Linked DNA regions of Homo sapiens: region 2 is linked to region 1. A link is an interaction called in ENCODE POLR2A ChIA-PET data of the cell type or tissue named here. Cell type or tissue: PC-9. All regions are shown on one strand.

The links. ChIA-PET counts read pairs that join two places held together with the same protein. Peaks named below come from ENCODE experiments on the same cell type or tissue, not always from the same donor. Only the 100,000 strongest peaks of a DNase experiment are listed, where the experiment ranks them.
Region 2: POLR2A ChIA-PET joins it to region 1 with 9 read pairs; 4 of 35 experiments call an interaction of 5 or more read pairs at or near these places.

What each region holds. Positions count from the first base shown.
Region 1 is chr5:137,832,084-137,834,583 of GRCh38, reverse strand. No RefSeq gene overlaps it. Among named protein-coding and RNA genes, the nearest start is that of MYOT, 35 kb to the left of the region's middle. In PC-9, no CTCF peak of the experiment used is centred here; a DNase peak (open chromatin) is centred at 973; H3K27ac peaks cover 1,943 bases.
Region 2 is chr5:138,059,454-138,061,953 of GRCh38, reverse strand. No RefSeq gene overlaps it. Among named protein-coding and RNA genes, the nearest start is that of WNT8A, 23 kb to the left of the region's middle. In PC-9, no CTCF peak of the experiment used is centred here; no DNase peak of the experiment used is centred here.

The sequences.
Region 1 (2,500 bases):
AATTTTACTGATTTTGGAAATCTAATATTAATCTTAGCATTGGCTTTAGTGGAGAATCTGTCCAATGTTGTAGATCTTTATGGAGAGGTATTTTAAATTGTGAAATTTTTTTCTTAGACATGTAAGACTTTTATATACACTGTTGGTGGATGTGCTTTTGATTGTGCTGAATCGATCTATACATTTAAAATACAATAAAAAGAATTTAGGTCCAGCATAGAAGCCGAAGAATATCTCTTATCCAAAATGCTTGGGACCAGAAGTGTTTCAGGTTTGAGATTTGTTTTTTCTTCAGATTTTGGAATATTTGCTGATACTTAAATGGTCCTTTGAGCATCATGTCAGTGCTGAAAAAATTTTGGATTTTGGAGCATTGAAGATTTTGGATTTTTGGATTAGGCATGCTCAGCCAGTATAGAGAAACTTCATCTTACCATGCATAAGCTGAAAAATTTTTTTGACAAGAATACACTTCCACTCTCTATTATAAATTATAGAATTAAATAGCAGGCTTTGATTGAGGGTCTCTTGTACTGCCCGGTACTGAGCAGCTGGAGAGTAACAGATCAAACAAAAGGGAAAAAAAAAAAAACATCCTACTACATTTATAGTAAATTAAGTGTGTAGAACATGGTGTAAACATTTCAAAAGCCATTCAACTCAGTATTTTTTGAGCATCTCATGTAGGCTACCTACTTTATTTTGTTTTGTTTTTTAGCCCCAGACTACTTCTTTCTAGTTTCAGCCAATTGTTTAAAAACTAAATAATGCTTGTTGTGTATGACAGAAGCTGGGAAAACTCAGTATTATCCCATTTCCAGTAGTAGTGCAAAAAAAGGCAAATCGTTTAAGGATGATTCATTAGAAACATGGCCTCCCTCATCAAAGGATGGCATGTTCTATCATTAGAGAAGTAATTTATGTGATGTGATCATGAGTGCTGTTGACTTAAAGGGCTTGTAATCTGTAGGAATCTGTGACTCAGCATCTGGCCTCTGGAAGCAGGTTCTTAGCAGACTGTCAAAGCTCAAGGTGAGCTTCAGGTCATCCAACTCCTCAGTTTTTTTTTTTTTTTTTTTTAAAAAACAAATGAGGACCTGAAGTCCAGAGAAGAGAGGCCATTTGCCATGGTAGTGTGTTATTGCCAGAGAAATATCAGGAGAAATTGTGAAATTTGGAAAAAAAAATTACCAAATGTCCTTCAGAATGCTAGGCATTGACTAGTAAACCCTTCTAGGTTATCTGATTCTATAGTGCTCTACACCTTTCATTTCTTTGAACTATTTTAAATCCTTTAAAATTATAGAAAACTGAGGGTAATACAAATTATTCTTATCTGTAGAAATGCAAATGAATTTTGTCTTGCAAAGGTGCAATTGTTACTACTCCTCACACACATGAAGCTGGGTTTGCGTTTACTAACACATTCATTTCAGCATTTTCTGGCTGCCTCTTGTACCAGTTTTTAACATTTTACTGGATCTGTTTTTAATGAGTTAAATGAAACCTTTAACATGTGTTCATTTTATATTTGTATGGCAATCATAATTTTGCCTTAAAAATTATCTTTTAACAGGAAGAAACTAAGATTTTAGTAAGCATTCTCTGTTCCTTTTGTTAAATAAACAACATGTCCACAAACGTAGTGTAAATGTCCAATCGGCTTTTATTAGCAATTCATAAATTGGAGCAACATCTCATTCTATAAAATAGAATAGATGCTTCGCAGGGCATGTCAGAACAATTGGTTTATGAAGGTGGGAACAAGGAAATAAAAATTGAAAAAGCAGATTGACTAATATCAAGTTACTTCAAGTTACTTTTCTTATAAGGGTTAAGCAGAGGAGACTTCCCTATCATGCCAGCTCCGGTTAACTGGGCCTCTTTTGATTGGTTACTGGGATTCTCCTGTTTTCAAGAAAACTTGATCTGTTTGGGATTTTACCTGCTTTCTTAATGTTTCAGTTTGACTTTGTGATACTTAGCATGAGTGACTTCATTTTAGTTTGGTCTTTTGGGGCCTAGTATGGGAGCTTAGTCCAAAACAGTGAACTCCTATAAATTTTATTTAACACTTCATTCACTGTGAATAGGTAGAAGCACCATTTACATGGGTTTCTGAAATGGCTAGACAATCAGTTGTAATTTTCTCTCACATTTTTATGTGTTTATTGGTCATGTGGGTGACATCTTCTTAAAAAATATTTTATTGAGGGTGAATTTCATGTAACATAAAATTAACCATTTTAAAGTGAATGATTCAGTGGCATTTAGTACATGCATAATGTGTTGCAACCACACTTCCATCTAGTTCTGAAACATTCCCATCACTTCTGAATAAAACCTCTTATCCATTAAGAAGTTTCTCCCCATGCCTCTTCCCCATATACCCTAGCAACCACCAATCTGTATTCTGTTTCTATGGAATTTTCTGTTCTAGATATTTTATATAAATGGAATCATACAATATGTGACATTTTGTGCCTGGCTGCTTTCACTT
Region 2 (2,500 bases), 230 kb before region 1:
CTGCTTGAACCCGGGAGGCGGAGGTTGCAGTGAGCCAAGATTGCGCCACTGCACTCCAGCCTGGGTGACAGAGCATGACTCTGTCTCAAAAAAAAAAAAAAAAGAAATTTCATATATAGCTTTGCATGGCCTGGTGTGTTGGCAGTTTGCTTGTTCTCAGTGATATTGAAACTGTGGATATACTTATTGCATAAATGATTCCTTATTGCAAAAATGATTCCTTATTGCAACAGTATGGCAAGGAAGACCAATGAGAAGCAGAGCTATCATTCTCCTAGGTGTTTATTTTATTTATTTTTTTGTGACAGAGTTTTACTCTGCCGCCCAGCCTGGAGTGCAGTGGTGCAACCTTGGCTTGCTGCAACCTCTGCCTCCCAGGTTCAAGTGATTCTCCTGCCTCAGCCTCCCGAGTAGCTGGGATTACAGGTGCCCAACAACATGCCTGGCTAATTTTTGTATTTTTAGTAGAGACAGGTTTTGCCTTGTTGGCCAGGCTGGTCTCAAACTCCTGACCTCAGGCGATCCACCCGCCTTGGCCTCCCAAAGTGCTGGGAGGCATGAGCCACGGCGCCTGGCCTCTGCTAGGTGTTTTAAACACCCTGCCTTGGACTGGTGGGTAGAGGTTAAAAGGAGAGAGGACTCAGGATGGGGGAGGGCTTTACTTGATGGAGACAGGATGCTCAAGAACAGTAGTGGGAATGTGGTTGGTTTGGGGAGAGCTGGTTCCAAGTGGAAGATGCTACAGGGAGGACAGCAGAGTCACCTGTTGTGCCCTGAGGACAGCCTCTGACCTTCAAGGACAGCTATCATTTGCCTCTGAGAACCACATGAACCCTAACACGAAAACATCTTAAGGAGCAGATACTTCTTGGGAATACTTTCTGTCTTCTCTTATTCTCATTTAATAGGGAATCAGCCTGGCGGAAGGGAAAGCGATCTAGACCAGGAGTCTGGAGGCCCAGGCTCAGCTCTGCCTTTAGACAGTTGAATATCTTGGTCAAATCATTTCCCTTCTCAGGCATCTTTTTTTTTTTTTTTTTTTTTAATCTGTCAAACCAGATTGCTGGAACCAGATCATCCCTGAGATCCCATCCAGCTCTGACGGTCTGTGAGTCTAATATCCTGAAAAAGTGGTGGAAGAAGTTGCATGGCTACCAAAAGGAGCATGTGGGTGCTGAGTCAGGTAGACCTGAGTTTACATCCAGTGCCAGCTCTTACTAGGTGTGTGAACTGTGACAATTATTTCACTGGTCTCGGCCAGGCACAGTGGCTCATGCCTGTAATCCCAGCACTTTGGGAGGCCGAGATGGGCGGAACATGAAGTCAGGAGATTGAGACTATCCTGGCTAATATGGTGAAACCCCGTCTCTACTAAAAATACAAAAAATTAGCTGGGTGTATTGGCGGGCGCCTGTAGTCCCAGCTACTCGGGAGGCTGAGGCAGGAGAATGGCGTGCACCTGGGAGGCAGACCTTGCAGTGAGCCGAGATCGCACCACTGCACTCCAGCCTGGGTGACAGAGGGAGACTCCGTCTCAAAAAACAAACAAACAAACAAACAAACAAAAACCATTTCACTGGTCTCAGCCTGAATTCCCAGATCTATAAAACTGGTGTAGTATTTGCCAGGCATGGTGGCTCACGCCTATAATCCCAGCACTTTGGGAGGCCGAGGCGGGCGGATCACCCTAGGTAGGGAGTTCAAGACCAGCCTGACCAACATGGAGAAACTCCATCTGTACTAAAAATGCAAAATTATCCGGGCGTGGTGGCGCATGCCTATAATCCCAGCTACTTGGGAGGCTGAGGCAGGAGAATCGCTTGAACCTGGGAGGCGGAGTTTGTAGTGAGCCGAGATTGTGCCATTGCACTCCAGCCTGGGCAACAAGAACAAAACTCTGTCTCAAAAAAAAAAAAAAAAAGAAATTGGTGTAGTACCTACAATGCAGGTCTGTTGTGAGGATGAAATGAAACAGTGCATGTCCCTGTTTCCCAGACTGTGTGTCAAGGCACCCTAAGGCTTGGCAGGGAACTCACATGAGTACAACCATGGCATATTTCAAAATTTTGAGGGAACCATGGTGACGTATGTTGAGTACCAAACATATTTCATTTGAACATTAGATTGTGCACATTCCTTTATGCCCTGATGTTGTATCTTCAAAAAGCCAGGGTTTTGATGTGACAAAAGGCAAGTACCTTGTAAAAATCAAGATGGAACACAAAATGAGGGTGGTGGTGTCCAATCTGATTCCAAGGTGTAAAAAGTTGAGCAGTGTGTAATAGGTGTACATATCTCATTAATAAGTAACTGGGACGGCTGGGCACGGTGGCTCACGCCTGTAATCCCAGCACTTTGGGAGGCTGAGGTGGACGGATCACGAGGTCAGGAGTTCGAGACCAGCCTGGCCAACATGGCAAAACCCCGTCTCTACTAAACATACAAAAATTAGCTGGGCGTGGTGGCGCACGCCTGTAGCTCCAGCTACTCAGGAGGCTGA